2 separate regions of the Homo sapiens genome follow, and region 1 is linked to region 2. A link is a loop called in an ENCODE intact Hi-C map of the cell type or tissue named here. Cell type or tissue: GM12878. All regions are shown on one strand. Each heading gives the region's core, and the rest is flanking DNA. Links, peaks and the distances in the headings are about the cores only.

Region 1 (8,746 bases), core at 275-8,274, 52 kb after region 2:
AAAGATAATTTCATGTTATTTCAGTTGATTGAAATGTATTTTTATAAAATTATTGATAGTTTAGAAAAGTTTTATTCAGCTTCATAACTGATAATGATTTTATACATTTTAAACATGCTTTTCAAATTTAGGAAAACATTTATGAAGTTTCTTTCACATATGAGATTTTAGATTTGGAAAAATTTTCACAGACTGTCTCCTGGTTTGTATATTTTTAATCTCATTTTATTTTGTTACCCTCATGCTTCCTGTGCTGTCTACCTCAGGGCACATTCATTTTTCCATAGGAACAAAACTTTGGCCCTGCCCTTCCTTTGAATCATGGTATTAGCTGGTTGTAGTATTCTTGGAGGCCAGTCCTACATAGTGTAAGCAATAACTTAACTCCTTATGAAAGTGACTGTAAACCACAGAAGTACAACCTACTAAACCCCAGCTGAACATAAACCTACCTTAGCTGCTTCTAAATCCGATCTCACAAATGCTGATGGCCATTTTAATGCCCAACAGGAAAGGAAAAGTCATGGAAGGGAAAACAGAATGGAAAGAAACAGGATTCTTAACCGATTGCAGTTAAAATATTTACTTTTTAAAAATTGAAAAAAAAATGCAGAAAGAAAAATGGCCATGGAAACACATTGCTAAGGCTTTTCCCAGGGTCTTAGAAGGGACCATCAAATAGCGATAATCTGAAAACTTTTTCAATTTTTATAATTGACACAAAACAATTACACATATCTGCAGGGTTCATCGTGCTATGGTCATGTATGTAATGTAAGTGATCAGATCAGGGTAATTAGCATATCTATCATCTCAAATATTTATCGTTTATGTTGGGAACATTCATATCCTCCTTCTAGATATTTGAAGCTATGTAATACATTATTGTTAATTATAGTCATCCTTCAGTGCTATAGAACACTAGAACTTATTCTTCCTATCTAACTGTAATTCTATTTCCTTTAACAAATCTCTCCCCAGCCCTTCCTTACCCCTGCCCTTCTCAGTCTGTGGTATCCTCTGTTGTACGTTTTACTTTTATGAGATCAACTTTTTTTTAGCTCCCACATATGAGTGAGCACATACAGTGTTTAACTTTCTGTTCCTGGCTTATTTCACTTAACATAGTGTCCTCCAGTTTCATCCATATTGCCATGGACGACAGGATTTCATTCTATATGGTCAAATAGTATTCTATTGTGTATATATACCACATCTTCTTTATCTATTTGTCTGTTTTTGGATACCTGGGTTGGTTCCATATCTTGGATATTGTGAATAATGCTGCAATAAACATAGGGGATGCAGATGTCTTTTCTTTACACTGACTTTCTTTCCTTTGGATAAATGCCCAGTATTGGTATTGCTGGATCATATGGTCCTTCTAATTTTATGTGTTTTTTGTTGTTGTTGTTTTTTGTTTTTTTTCCAGAAATCTCCATACTGGTTTCCATAACGGCTATACTAGTTTACATTCTCAGCAACAGTGTGTTCCCTTTCCTTTATATCTTCACTAGCATTTGATATATTCTTTCTGATAATAGCCACCCTAACTGGGATGAAGATGATATCTCTTTGTCCTTTTGACTTGCATTTTTCTGATCATCAGTGATGTTGAGCATTTTGGAATATATTTGTTGGCCATTTGTATGTCTTCTTTCAAAAAACACCTGTTCAGATCACTTGCCCATTTTCTAATTGATCGTTTATTTTATTTTTTATTTTTTGCTGTTGAGATGTTTGAGTTCCATGTATATTCTGGATATATATTCTGGATATTAATCCTTTATTGTATGAATCATTAATTAATTTGCATTAGCTTTAGAATAAAATCCACTCAGACTCCAGGATTGTGGAAGTAGCAACAAATTTGTAGTGTAGGACCTTGAATCTAGTTTTGGCTCCTCCACTGACTACCCTGGTGGACCTTGGGCAAGTTATTCACAACCTAACCCTCACTTACTCCTTTAAAAAATGGGAGTTTTGAATAGATAACACCCACACCCCACCCCTCGGAAAAAAAATCTCTTCTATCTATGACATTGTCATAGCAGACAGAACTGGCTGCAATAGCAAAATATGCACAGATGGGGGCCTCCCCACCTTCATAGGCTCAGGACAGATCTTCTAGGCCTAAATTCAGGAGACAGAGGCAACCCTAGCCATTTCCACTCCATTTTGGAAGCAGCTGCCTTGTCTTTCAAGAATGCAGTCAGACAGCTTTTTTTTTAAAGAAAAAGGTGTAGTCTTTCCAGGGACTTTAGTCCCCTTTGCTTCCCAGTGATCTTGTGAGTCACTAAATGATTGATGGGGGGCTTATTTCCATGGTGACCACTTCTGTCCTATCTAGCAGCTGGAGAGCTTAACCCAACCCTGACACAGCTTCCTCAGTTGGGCTGGGCATCCACTTAACCAAAGCATTCAAGGGCAGGACTTGACAGCTCTGAACTCTGGGCCATGGATAGGATTCCAGAAGAAAGAAGGGTGGGAGCATGGTGAAACCACTCATCTATGCTCTCATTTTTTTCCATGGATTAAAGTCTCAAGAGTTATGTCCCAGCTAGAAAGGAACCTTGATAGCAAAGGAGTCTTGAAGAGCTCTTGGATACTGAATGAACCATTTCTTAGTGGATGGGGCTGTCCAGTAAGACCTCCCAATGCCATTTGCTTCTGATCTTATGGAGTAATCTTTTCTCTTCCCTGGCCAATTGGGCTAAGTTTGCTATACCTCAATCTCAATAACTGCCACTTCTCTGCCGCCAATCAATTCTCTGTCTGTTTCTGGGTATGTTCTCCTCATGTTGCCTTTTCTGCAGGCTTGTCAATATAAAAACAAGAGCCATTTGCTTGAATGGAGGGCTGTGCCTAAAAGTTAACAGACAGTCACAGCTGTGTTAGAGGATTGAGGCATGGAGTACATTCTAAAATAGAACTCAGCCGCAGAGGGCATGGAAACATGCCGTGCTCAAGGCTGCCAGGGAATGCAGCCCTGAAGCTTGGGTTTTTCACGCCTCAAACTCATTAAACCCCCAGCCTGCATGTCACACATCACATCCTTCCAGAATTTCTGGCTTCCTTCATTCAAATAGAATACTCTTTTCTTCCTCAGGTGGCTTAATTTGTTCTTTACTAATTTGTTATTGATATTATTATTTATCCAAAATTTTCTGAATGCCATGGCTATACCAGTGGGGAACAGAATGTTCCTATGGAGGGAAGAATTGCTCTGATTATTAGAATTACTGAATTATTGGCATGTTATTCTGATTATTCTGATTATTAGAATTACTGAATTATTGAGCTGGATAGGTTACTAAAAATCATGTAGTTTTATCACCATTATCCTATAGTTTGGGCAAAAAGAGGACAAAAGGTTATACGGTGAGCTGGCTCATAGCCAAAAAAATAGAAACTGATTTTCTCCCATTTTTATTTCTACTAAGTTATTTAAAAATTATTATTCTTAACATCAAATAGCTTTGTGAATGTACTTAAGTTTTGTAGAAATAGGTATCTAATACAGTCATCTAGCTAATTGACCTTATATTTTGCTTTCATTTTAGAGTACTGCCTGGCCTAGAAGTGCCAAAGAAATTATTCCCTGGTATACACAAACATCTTATATATTTGTTTTTATAATCCAAATATCCATGTACAAGCATCAAAGTCCATATCTAAATACTTCAACACATACACACTTGTGCAGGTGCAATCTCTGGCACAGTGGGGTACCAGGAAAAGAAATATGACAAATACTCTGCCCAGGTGGGGTTCCCAGCATACTGAGAGGGTCAAACAAGCCCCCTCCCCTTCTCTACATGCTATAACTCTAAGATAAGGCAGATTAGAATACCTGTTTTAAAAAGGTATAAGACTGTAGAGGGAAGGAAGAAGAGAGAATGGTTAATTTAAACTGGGATGTCCAGGGAGGTCTTTAAGGGGAGATAGCATTTGAAGTAGTCTTAAAGAATGGGAAGGAATTTTACTTGTACACAAGGGCAGGAGAGTAATAACACAGAGAGATCAGTGTGAACACAGCATGAAGGTGAGGGGGTCATTGAGAGTGTGGGCTCCAAATTGTGAGCAGCTGTATCCCATAGCTGGGTGAAAAGAAGGAAGCACAAAACTCTACTCAGAAAGGGGACACTCTCAAAGAGTTACACCTGCATTTCCAGATATGAATTTCCATAATAGAGGCAAACACACCAAACAGGTAAGATTTTCAAATTCAGAGACTTCCTCATTTTAGCCATATCCGTATCAAGAAAACTCAAGATCTTTCTGCTTGTTGAGTTTTAAATCCTGGCCTTGCCACTTGATAACTCTGGGATGTTAGACAACTGACCCGATCCTCTCCAAGCTTCCCTTTTTTCTTAGATAGCTTATCTAAGGTGCATGTGAAAATTAAAATGACGTAAAGCATGAAAACTTCTCAGTTACAGTACTTGGCACACATAAATATTTCAGTTCTTCCCCACAGCTACTGTCTTCCAAAGGCATGAAAAAAGGCACATCGACTGGACTAGCTGAATCACTTCTTGAGGCTTCCGTTTAACTGTTGGCAAATAAAAGAGTCGGCATGGCTATGTGAGGGTAATCAACTGTCCTGGTATTTCTAGGACTGAAGGGTTTCCTGGGACATGAGACTTTCATTACGAAAACTGGGACAGTCCCAGGGACCCAGGATGATGGGTCAGCCTACTTATGTGGTTAAGAGTGGAGCCTCTATAGCCAGACCATGCAGGTTCAAATCTTAGTTTTGCCATTACCATGTTTATAACCTTGAGCAAGTTGCCTAACACCCCGTGCCTCAGTTCCTTCTTCTGAAAAATAAAGACAATAATAATAGTGCCAACCTTGTAAAGTTATATGAGGATTACATAAATTAATATATGTAATGTTAGCTGTCCGTATAGTAGAAGATTCCAAGCTTTGTCTTCACTCACCTACCACTACTTCCTTAGCCAATTATTTAAAAAATAACTTGTTAGAAAGAATTAAATTAATTTCTACTTGTGTACTTACACATTCTCTTATCTTTACAAGGGACTTGTGGTGGGATGAAACTCTCCTTCGAGTGCCCCTGGAGCCCTTGGCTTTCCCTGTCCTCAAATTCTGTGTGCTGCTTGATTTTTGCACCATTGGGTGCCATGGAAATCTGTGTGAGAATGTGGAGGGAAATGTGGCTTCTTATTCAAGTCCTTTCCTCCCCTCCTGCAGGGGGCAGTGTAGGAAGAGCCTGGACTGAGAGGACACGGCTCTGTCTCATTGACCTTGGCCATGGCCTCTCTGTCTCTGGATCTCAGTTTCCTAATCCTTTAAAATGAAGGGGTTGAGCAACATGATACCCCAAGGCCCTTTGATTCTGGGTGGAAACATCGCACCAGACACATTTTCTTCTTTCTCTCTAGCTCAAGAAATGCAGAAGAGAGAAGCAGAAGCAGTCTCCTTGCATCTCCCCAAATGTTTTACAATCCTAAGGAGAATTCTGAAGTATCACACAAAGGGTTGTTTAGGCTCTGCTCCCTCTAATTACGGCCCATTAAGGCCTCAGATCCCTCCTGTCTGCAGAATGTGCTATTTAACATTCTCCCTGGCAGGGCCTTCGCCAAGGACGCAAGCCATTGCACTCACTTCTGTTGATGTTTATGTTGAGAAAGTAGATAATCCTCACTGCAGTGACAAGTTGATTGAAGCAAGTAAAAACCGAATAGGGTTTAGAATTGTAATTGCTGACAGATTCATAATGGTGTGTGAGGCTTGGTGTCTGTCTGGCTGGCCATGCTGTTCAGAATAAAGTGTGAAGTTAAAGAGTATATTGTTTCTGGTATGAAATTTCTCAACCCCAGAATTGTTTCTTTTCTGAATGAAGGTGTGGGGGAGGAAAAAAAAAAAAGCCTCTCTAAAAATGAAGTAGAAAAACATCCACAGCACTTAAAATAGGAGGAACAAGATAATCAGGTGGGGTTTTCTAGTGAAAAAGTAATGTGCAGAGGGATTTTGGGGCAAGATATCTGAGTTATCACCAGGTGGTGACACTGTGTCACTCGGGAAAGTCACTTAACTTCTCTGATCCATCTATTAAATGAGTGTGTTAGATTGAAATTGTTTACAATTGTGTTGTCTTACACTGGTTTTGTACTGCATCTTTCTAGGAAGAATATTATATGATCACACAAAATCAGAATGCTATCGGTTGAAGGGTCCCTAACGACTGGAACTAGTAGAGAACACTTATTATCCATTGATATTTATGTGTGTATATGAAATTATACAAAATGGTCTGCAAGGATTCGGAAAATATGTAATAGTGGCTGTCCCTGGGTTGATCAGGGAGTGAGACTAGAGACTGAAAGAAGTTCAATTGTATCTGCATAATTTACCTTCTTATATAAAACTGTTGGAAGTAAATATGACAAAATGTGAACAGTTTTTCAGTTATAGGTGGTGGGAAATAGGTGTGATAATAGTTAAGTACTTTTTGTACTTCTGTTTCTCTTAATTTAGAATAAAATTGACTAAATGTTCATTGCCCCTTCAAATTCTGATATTTTGTGATTTTGTAAGATACCGTTTTTGAACCTCAGCTTTCTCATTCATAAGAAGGTAGGTATAGGTGACATCTACGTTTCTTTGAATTCTCAAATTCTATTTCTGGTAAGAAAATAAAAATAGGAATGGTTAATTGACAGGGAAGGCAGAACCTATTATTGTAAGCCAGCATGCTGGAAGATTGCGTTGGGACCCGCTTCAAAAGAAATGTGTTGGTTTTTTCTTCCTCCCAATTTCTAGTAATTCCACATAGATAAATAGTTCCCAAATGCTAATTTTAAAATTTAGTATTTGAGAATCACCTACAGCATTTCTTTGCCTTAGCAGAAACTACCACATTGATTAAGAGGAAAGTGGGAATAGATAACTTCAGGTTTATAATAAGTGACCCTTTTACTCACTCACCAATTGTTATTATAGGCTGAAATTCAGTCTTATGTTACACTAAAAGCAAAATACGAAATGCCTATTTTTACAAATAAACTTTAATTCTGAATTATGATTATCTTCTTTGTCTCTTCATATTCCCATCCCACACCAATTTAACTCTTCCAGCCTCATCCTCTAAATTTATACTAGCTTTTCTCTGGTAATATGGTGAGAAGATTTAGGCACATTATGGACTAATAAATTGACAGTTTCTAGATTAAAGTAAATGTAGAGACAATGATTAAAGAGCTGCTATACTAGTAAAGTGAATAATAAGCACTCAGAGATTGTCCTTGGATAAAGAAACCCTGTGGGCATATTTCAAAGTCCATTTAGTGGTCAGGGGTTGGGGAGTCTTTTTGAGAAGAACATACCGTAAATCACTTGGTCTTCATATTTTTTTTTCTAAGGAGACACAGACTGAAGCCATGACTCAAGCTTGCCAAGTCTTTAAACCTGTGGTTCCAGGAAGTCTAAAAATTCTGGAGCTGAGACCACTGAATTATGTTTCCAGTATCAAAAGCCAACCTGAATGTTGATATTCCCCTGGCAACCTGAAGGGAGTAAAATATGATAGCTCTCTGTCCCTGTTTAGCTGTTTTGTATGATGACTTTCATTCTTTCTTATGGATAGTGGTGTAAAATACACAAAAAGGTACCTGTTGGCTTCTTCAAATCTAGCAAATACAATTTAGCCACTTTCCACATTGAATCTTTTTGTTAGCTTTAAGCAGCTACCTTTTTAGATTTGTTTGTTTTTCTCTAATAAAACGTCTCAGCCTGATCAGCTTAAAGTGTAATTGATGGGGAGAAAACAGAGCCTGAATTATTGTCACTGTAGATGGACCATAAAGAAGACAAAACCTGATGACAGCAACATGTGGGAGAGAGGTTCCAGTGATAGTGTATTTTCTGATCCATTGACAGTCAACACATGTTTATGGAAATCATCTTCTATTGCTGGATTTCCATCTCAAGCCTTGGAAAAGAAGATTGAGATGGTAAGGAGAGAAGAGGCGAGATTTGGAATGGTCTCTGAAAGAGATCACGTCTTCTATAAGGGTTGATTTTATGTAACTGTGTCTCTTGCCTTTCAAATATTATGAGTTAAATGACTAAAATGAACCATATTTCTGTTGACATCTTTGAGAAATAAAATACATGGATATTACACTTGATGAAGGGAATTATGTAGCCCATCGGCATCATTTAAATACGAAGAAAACTTGAGCCTGTGAAAGCCCATGATCACCCATTCATTGAGAATCAGAGTTGGAAGCTGAATTTGATTTTTCCACTAAGCTCATGCTCAGTTTGACCTCTAGATTCAATCTAGAGTGGATTTAAATTTTAGCTCTTCTTTTTAAGTCTTGTACATTCTTGGGCGTGCTACTTAACCTCTGTACCTCAGTTTCCACATCTGTCAGAGATGCTAATATCTACTTAATAGGGTAGTGATTAAAGATTCGGTGATATAGCCATAATGCTTAACATAGTGCCAGTAACATGTTAACACAATACTACTGGCTATTGTTATCATTGTTATTATTGTTACACCTGGAAATTATAGTATTGTGGGTCAAAATGTATAGTTTCTAGAGAGGGGGGTATTGTTTTACGGTAACGAGAAAGAAGTAAATTCAATCCTATCACACACTGTCATGATTAAGAACCTCTTGAGGTTGTGCATTGCACTCAGGTTAAGACTACATTCCTTATCTTCAGGATATGGCTTAAAAGATGCTCCTTGATTGGTGCTAACAGA
Region 2 (8,746 bases), core at 586-8,585:
AAACAAACAAGATTTTCTCTAATATGATTTGTTGGAAATTTTTGATTCTGTGATATCAGAGTGCTTTAATTTTAATAAATGTGTTTTAAAAGAGAGTAACTGAATACATTTAGGGTTTATTTGCTATGAAATTAACATTTATAGAGGTTCTCTTAAAAATAATATTGGGTGGCTCATGAAAGCCCAGAGAGAAGGTTTTCTGTTGGGGAACGATCAGCAGTGACTGGTCAGTTGTTGATTTCATAAACATTTGTTAAATCTACATGAGGCAAGGGATTATCACCATATCATTTTATTTAATCTTTACGATAATCCGGAAGGTAAACAATTATTTTCTTCCTTTAAAATCAGAAAAACGTGAGGCACGAGGAGACTAAGTTAGTTACTTGTCTAGATCACAGAGCTAGTAACTAGCAGAGCTCTAGAGTCCAAACCTGAGTCTTGTGTTAAATAAATCCAAGATGTGGATACAGGCGTTAGTACTTTAAATTTACTTTGCCATTTTTATGTTATTGAACAGATAAGATGACTGGAGACTTTTCCCTTGGCCTATTACCAGATTGTATGAAAATCAGGGACAGGGCAATGATATTTAACAAAAATGAATGCACCGATGCACCAATATTACAAGGACATGTATCCTCTGTAGTCTCACCCACGTTTCCCAGGTTTGGATAAATGTTTCTCCATTAAAGTTGGGAAGGACATTTTCTGCTTGCATCCCTCCCCGCATTTTTCTTTTCCCTTTTGAATTCCTCACTTTTACTTTTTTTTTTTTTATTATACTTTAAGTTTTGGGGTACATGTGCACAACGTGCAGGTTAGTTACCTATGTATACATGTGCCATGTCGGTGTCCTGCACCCATTAACCTGTCATTTAACATTAGGTATATCTCCTAATGCTATCCCTCCCCCCCCCTCCCCCCACCCCACAACAGGCCCTGGTACGTGATGTTCCCCTTCCTGTGTCCATGTGTTCTCATTGTTCAATTCCCACCTATGAGTGAGAACATGTGGTGTTTGGTTTTTTGTCCTTGCCATAGTTTGCTGAGAATGATGGTTTCCAGCTTCATCTGTGTCCCTACAAAGGACGTGAACTCATCATTTTTTATGGCTGTATAGTATTCCATGGTGTATATGTGCCACATTTTCTTAATCCAGTGTATCATTGTTGGACATTTGGGTTGGTTCCAAGTCTTTGCTATTGTGAATAGTACCGCAATAAACATATGTGTGCATGTGTCTTTATAGCAGCATGTTTCCTATTTAATAAATGGTGTTGGGAAAACTGCCTAGCCATATGTAGAAAGCTGAAACTGGATCCCTTCCTTACACCTTATACAAAAATTAATTCAAGATGGATTCAAGACTTAAATGTTAGACCTAAAACCATAAAAACCCTAGAAGAAAACCTAGACAATACCATTCAGGACATAGGCATGGACAAGGACTTCATGTCTAAAACACCAAAAGCAATGGCAACAAAAGCCAAAATTGACAAATGGGATCTAATTAAACTAAAGAGCTTCTGCACAGCAAAAGAAACTACCATCTGAGTGAACAGGCAACCTACAGAATGGGAGAAAATTTTTGCAATCTACTCATCTGACAAAGGGCTAATATCCAGAATCTACAATGAACTCAAACAAATTTACAAGAAAAAAATCAAACAACCCCATCAACAAGTGGGCGAAGGATATGAACAGCCACTTCTCAAAAGAAGACATTTATGCAGCCAAAAGACACAGAAAAAATGCTCACTTTTTCTTAAAAATGAACTTCATTATTCTTCTACAATACTAGTTAACACACTGTTGGAAAAGAAAGGTGTTATAAGAAGTTTGGGAAAGTGCTTGATGGCCTTCACTTGTGAATGTTTCCTGCCAGGCCTAGGCGAGGAAAGGCGGGCGTAGGCTGCTATGGAGCTCCCCTCAGTGACACTGCACCTGTTCTGTGTGTTTTAGAGATGGAAGGGCCCTTTGAGGACATCTTTTCTGACTTGTTCCATAGAATCACACACATAAAACAAAGTGTTCAGTGCTCCAAGTAAATGAAGGAATACCAGATTGCATAAAGCTAAGTAGATTTCTTACTGATACCTTTCCAGATTATTAGACTAATGTCCATTGTGAATGTCTGAAAGAGCAAAGCGTTTCCTAACATTTTTGATCACAGAGCACTTTCTTCATAGAGCCTTTTTCACATCAATATTACAGACATTGTACATAATTTCTTTCTCAGAGTAATTCTTTAAGGTGGGTAGTAACTCTGTTTTATCTGAGAATCAAAAAGGCTGATTCACTTGCTCGAGGTCCTACAACTCGAATTGTCCAGTTGTATTCAAACTCAAGTCTCCTGACTCCAAAGCCTGTGATTTTCCCCTTAGACGATTCTGCCTTGTACTATCTCCATAGAGACTTCTCTCACTTTCCACACATGCTAGTTTATTTTTTTTTCTGAGTACAATATTTCACTTATATCAGTTTGTAGTAGACACTTTTGAGGGATGTTGTCTCCTGCATGTTAGTCTTGCCTGAGTGAGGTCCCTGCTCTCAAAGATGGAGCTTCAGAAGTCTTGTTCTGACCCTTCTCTTGACTTAATTTGTACAATTTACCTTCAAGCTCACTCTGCTAGAAACATGCTGGCTTCCTTGGTACTTCTTTTAAAATGCCAAAAAAATGCTTCTGGTTTCAGCCTTAAATTTGCTGTCCTCTCTGCTTAGAATGCTATTCCCCAGATACCACATAATCACTCCCTCTTTTTTTTTAGATCTCAGATCAAATGTCACCTTCCCAGAACACTGACCACCCTATGAAAAACAGGAACTTTCCCACTGCATTAGTCTTGTTGCTTTACTCTGTTTTATTTTTTTTATATCATATCCTTCTGCCACATAGTATATATTTGTTCACTTCCTTCCTGTCTCCATGCCAGAAGGTAAGCTGTATGAGAACTGAGATTTGGTTTTGTTCACTGATGCATCCTCTGTGTCTACAACAATGCCAATCCAGAGTAGGAGCTCAACAAATAGTTGTTGAAGGCAATTAAGTGAATGCATGTTTATTTCATATTACCTCCTACTTCCAGGACATAGGGGCAGATATCTCTCTCAAGCAGGATCAATCAGATTCTCCTGCCTATGTATTTGGAATTGGGACTGAGAGATACTAGTCAGGATTTGAGAATTGGGACTGGGAGAAGGATGGGAAAACACATAACCTCAGATTTGTAGGCCAGCCACATGCATATGGAAACAGAGGAATGTCTCTGATCTCTTGTCAAAGAGAGAATAAGGTACAGTTAGTTGCACACAGGAAAGTTCAGACATAGGAAACCATATGACCAGAGACAGAGAGAGATGAAATGACAGCAGGCTTCCTTGGTAGCTTCCTACTTTCTTTTCTTTATCTGTTATGAGGCCAGGCTCCAGTTCTCTGTCAGGTGATGGGAGGCACTCCTGTATCCTTCTAACGAACTCCTCTTTTTCACTTGGGTCAGCTTGGGTGATTTAATTGTAAGGATAATATACAGCTGTTGAGATTAACAGAGGCTTATACAGTTGTTGATGATGAATTTCAGGATTGATGGCTCACGGAGGGCAGCAGGGCCTCACCCTCCTTTTGTCTTTCCATTTTGCTGTCTTTTGCCTGAAGACCCTGACATTCATCATGCTTGTCACCGCATGGTTGCAAGATAGCACTGCACCGTGTAGCCTCACTCTGCATTTCAGACAGGAAGAAAGGGAAAAGAGAGGAGGCAAAGAGCTTTCTCCCAGTGACGCTTTGCCTTTTACAATTGAAGAAAAGATCTTCCTTGGGGAATTCTACTTGTCTCATTGTCCAGACAATGTTGCACGGTCATCTCTAGGCAGAGGAATCAAGTATTTTGGCTTTATAGATTTCTATATGTGGATGGCAAAAGAAAAAAAGGTTGCACACACAGTACCTGTTTCTTTCTTTCTTTCTTTTTTTTTTTTTTTGAGACAGAGTCTTGCTCTGTTGCCCAGGCTGGAGTGCAGTGGCACGATCTCGGCTCACTGCAAGCTCCGCCTCCCAGGTTCATGCCATTCTCCTGCCTCAGCCTCCCGAGTAGCTGGGACTACAGGCGCCCACCACCACACCTGGCTAATTTTTTGTATTTTTAGTAGAGACGGGGTTTCACCCTGTTAGCCAGGATGGTCTCGATCTCCTGACCTCGTGATCTGCCCGCCTCAGCCTCCCAAAGTGCTGGGATTACAGGCGTGAGCCACCATGCCCAGCCTACTTGTTTCTTTAAAGATGCCGAGTTAATATTGCCTAGAGGAATCACTGGATTTTTCTAATGATGCTTAAATACCAGCATTTTCAATAAAAAGGCCATTCTTTCAGCAAAACTCAAATGTGTTTATTTTTTGCCTATTTTCCCCCAATTTTAAGGTGTGATTTTTAATGAAAGAACGTTTTAGGTGGGAATTTGCGAAAAGATTGAGAATTGAGTTCATAATGATGAAATGACTTTATCACCCAACTTTAAAATTGTGAGAATTTTAATTTTTAAATTAAAAAAATTTAAGTTAATAAAATTTAAATTTAAAAAATTTAAATTTTTAACACAAAGTTTATGTCTGAGACAGTGAGAGAGAAAAGAGAGAGACAGAGGAAAAAGAGAGAGGAGAGAAAATTATGTGTGTATATGGTTGTGTGTGTGTGGTTGTGTGTGTATACACAACCAAAATTTAGCTAAATAATAAAACTAGTTTTCAAAATGTTTAGATTCAGATCAATAATGTAGTTGCTTCACTTTTTAAAAAATGAATAACATTGTATGTAAAAAAAAGATGCTGCTATTTGTGATAAACTAATATAACAAAGTCTATATAAACTTTAGGATTTTTTTCTGCAACGTGTAGTGAGATTGTTGTGAGAAGTAAAAACAAAACTTCAAAGGCCAATGTACATTGCAGGAGAAGAGGAATGAATATTATAGCACATAGGATGACTAAGAAAAGCTATATATTAATACTATTCACCATCTAATTTTGGGATGATATGCTTGTTTTTTAAAGGTGCAAACCTGATCAATATCCTGATCATAAACCAGTAACTGAAGCATATTCAGCTTTGTAAATGACCTTGGGGCCTTTGCATTCTATCTCTTCTTAACTCCAGCTAACCTTTGATTCCGCTTTCCAATGTCCCCTTTTGCTTTTCTTTCCTCTTCCCACCTCAGTGGGGTCAAAGGCTTCTCACCTCTAAGCCTAACTCTGGGCAAACAGTATCATTCTGAGCTAAGTCGCAGTTTCAAAACTTTAAATAGACTTCATTATGATGCATAAGCAAATTAACCTTTGTAAGGGCAGCTTGCTGCAAGGAAGAAAGAAATTACTCAGCTGTTACTGCATCTATCGCAAACCACTGATTTGTGCCTAATAATGTGAGTTTTGAAAATAATCAGCATAAGATGGTCTTGCAAGATTCCAGCTTGTTATGAGGTAACCGAGTTTATGGGTGCCTGTATCTGTACGTGAGCCTTTCCTCCCCAAAAGCATTTATGGAAAATTTTATAATCATGTGTCACTCACCGATGTACTGTGTATTAGAGGGTAAGTCTAAGAGAGTAAAAACCTGGGCTGAAAAAAGCTGATTGGACCTTTAGCTTGTCTGATTGCTGAGTGATGGGAAACACACTGCACCTGCACTTCTTCCCCGTGGCTGTCTCCACCTGTATACCCCACAGGCATCTCAGACTCATCATCTTTCCCCTATATCTTGCTTCCTTAAAAACCTGCTTCTCTTCTGTAGGTCTTTATTTATGAGGATGGCCTCATTATCTTCCCAATTATGCAGGCTTAAAAAATCAGTCATTTTTCACTTCTTTCTCCCCCCGACCCCAAATCCAATCAGGTTGTCAAATTCAATCAAGTCAATCTTTGCCACATTTCTCAAACCTAACTCTTTCTGTTCCTACTGTCATGATCTTACTTTGGGTGTTTTTTTTTTTTTCTCTTGCTTCAATGATTTTGATGTTTTCCTGACTGTGATTCTATGTAGTGGTTAAGAGCTGAGATTCTGGAGACCTGCTGCCCCTGCTTAAGTTCAGGTTGAATCACTTGTTGACTACGTAGTCTTTGAAATGTCATTTAAATTATCTTTCTTTTGGTTTCTTCACCTGTAAAATGGGGATGATGATAGTTTTTACTCAGAAAATTGTGAGAATTAATTGAGACTACTTCTTTAACGTGCCTAATACAGCAGCACTAGGTAAATATTAAGTACTATGAGATTATTGTATCACCCTTTCAGTCTTACCAGTCTTTCAATCTATTCAACTTAAATCTATCAGATTACCTTATTAAAATACCATGCTGATCAACCTATATCTTTGCTCAGATTTTTGCCCACGATGCTCTATTATCTACTTATGCTTTATAAATGGGATTACAGAAAATCTCAGGTAACAGAGTTGTTATAGCTACTACAAGAAGCCACAGGATAAACATGCCATATCTACCTGAAGCCTAAATTTAATCAATTAAATGGTGTACATTTTCAGATATTGCTTTTATGTTAAAATCAACCAATGTAAATGAAATGCAATAGGAAACATAATTATATGGTTTTAATGATAAAACAATTGCAAATAAATTTTGTGTTTATGGCAAGTGGTCATGGCTCTATGGCAGTGGGGGTGTTCTACTGGCAAAATATGAGAAGCAGTAATGTGCAGCTTCATAGCCTGACTTATAAGAACTTTGCATTATGGTCCTAATCTACTTTTCTATTCTATCTATTTCTAGATTTCACTTATATAAATCATGACCTTGCCAAATCAGACACGTTGATTTTTCCCATATATGTCCCATCCTTCCTCTGCCAGTTAATTAACTTACATGGTTCCCTCCTTTTACCTGTTCTAAACCACTTAACACCTCCTCCCAACACTCACACACTCATGTCTACATTCATCCATGTCTTAAAGCCCACATTTCAGCGATGAATCGATAGAGTGTGATAAAGTAAAGAGAAATATGGAAGATGACTTGATGATATCTTTCGTTGAGCACATTAACATAGAAAGCTTTGTCTTAACCCCTGTTAGGAATAAATAGAACAAACAGATACGTTTTCCATCGATGAAATCAGCAATTAAGTGGCAGCTTTTATTAAGAGGCTACTGGTTTTCTTTGAAAGGAATAACATTTTATGAAGGAAAAAGTCTCTGAATGTTTCCAGGGCAGAGAAGTTTGGCCAGGTTTTACTGTGGACTATTGCAGGTGTAGAAGAAGACGTTTAGGAGAGGCCATTTTGAAAAAGCTTTGCAGATGTGTTTTGAATGATGCAGGCTGAGACCCTCTCATAATAGTGAGTACAAGTGCTGATGTTGGGGAGTTAGTTGAAAAGTTAACAGGATGGGAAAGTTTTCTAAGATTGTGTGACTGAATCCTGAGACAGCTGTAGTTTAGTTGAAAAATCTTTAGTGGCCCATTTCTTTTTGTTGTTGTTGTTGAGACGGAGTCTTGCTCTGTCACCCAGGCTGGAGTGCAGTGGCCCGATCTCCACTCACTGCAAGCTCCGCCTCCGGGTTCACGCCATTCTCCTGCCTCAGCCTCCCGAGTAGCTGGGACTACAGGGGCCCACCACCACACCTGGCTAATTTTTTTTATTTTTAGTAGAGACGGGGTTTCACCATGTTAGCCAGGATGGTCTCGATCTCCTGACCTCGTGATCCGCCTGCCTCAGCCTCCCAAAGTGCTGAGATTACAGGGGTGAGCCACCGCACCCAGCCGGTAGACCCATTTCTAAACCTAGGTCTGGCTTCAACAAATTATGGGACCTTAGGGAAATTGTCTTTCTGAATCATAGTTTCACCCATCCAACCAAACAGAAATAATAATGGGGATATGAGGACCAAATGAGGTGATCTGTTTGTATGTAAAAATACTTTGTATATTTTAATGGAGTCTCTTTTATCTCTGAAATGGAGATAATAATATAGCTCTTCATAGGGTGATTCTGAGGATTAAATGAGAAAGCCATGCAGTACATTTACAAGGTGTTTGAAACTATGGTGCCAAAGAGAATAAGTATTAGCCATCATTATTATCATCACTGTTACTATTTATGTGTCACACCAATGAATGGATATGATACTATTATGGTAGCATTTTGGTTTTAGTTTTCACACTAATTTTTGATTTAGGGGACTAAAGAAGTAGTATTGTTATGCTTTTAACCCCACGACAATTCTTAATCTGAGAAGCCAAGTCCCTGTTTTAGTGATCTTGCCAACTATGTTTTATTTGCATAGTGCTTTGTTTACTGCAAAGAGCTTTGACAAATATATATCTCATTAGCTCCTGAAAACAACCCTGATCATTAAGCAGGGCAACACTGACACACCAATTGGGAGATGAACAAACTGAAGCTGGGAGCATTGTGTTTTGGCCAGAGTCACATAGAAAGTTGGTGATGGTTACAGTGGGCTCCTCTGGCTGCTACTGCAGAGACATCCCAGAGCTCTGGGTAGGCTTCTACTTATCAATGGCTGACATTTCAGGTGAGCTCCGGGAGGACAGGTACTAAAACACAAATGTCTTCTAATTCTCCAGATGCCAAGCAGCATTCAAGCACATAGTAGGATTTGAAAACTACTTTTCGAATTCCCTTTTTAAACAATTTGAAAACATCTTCTGTGTTATTTCTTGATGATTCTAAATATAGCAATAAGATGTAATCTGTTTTAAAACTTTTTTGCAGCATCAGTGT

What was found. A loop is a pair of places that touch in the nucleus more often than their neighbours do. Peaks named below come from ENCODE experiments on the same cell type or tissue, not always from the same donor. Only the 100,000 strongest peaks of a DNase experiment are listed, where the experiment ranks them.
Region 1: a loop joins it to region 2, with 2.6 times the contacts of the local background. A loop is called at or near these places in 13 of 110 quality-filtered maps.

The regions. Positions count from the first base shown.
Region 1 is chr3:189,335,632-189,344,377 of GRCh38, forward strand. No RefSeq gene overlaps it. Among named protein-coding and RNA genes, the nearest start is that of TPRG1-AS2, 99 kb to the left of the region's middle. In GM12878, for the core only: a CTCF peak has its summit at 5,226 (motif pointing right); no DNase peak of the experiment used is centred there.
Region 2 is chr3:189,283,435-189,292,180 of GRCh38, forward strand. All of the region lies in intron 4 of TPRG1 (tumor protein p63 regulated 1), which reads left to right. Among named protein-coding and RNA genes, the nearest start is that of TPRG1-AS2, 47 kb to the left of the region's middle. RefSeq lists an enhancer at 2,839-2,888. In GM12878, for the core only: no CTCF peak of the experiment used is centred there; a DNase peak (open chromatin) is centred at 5,387; H3K4me3 peaks cover 805 bases; H3K27ac peaks cover 2,176 bases.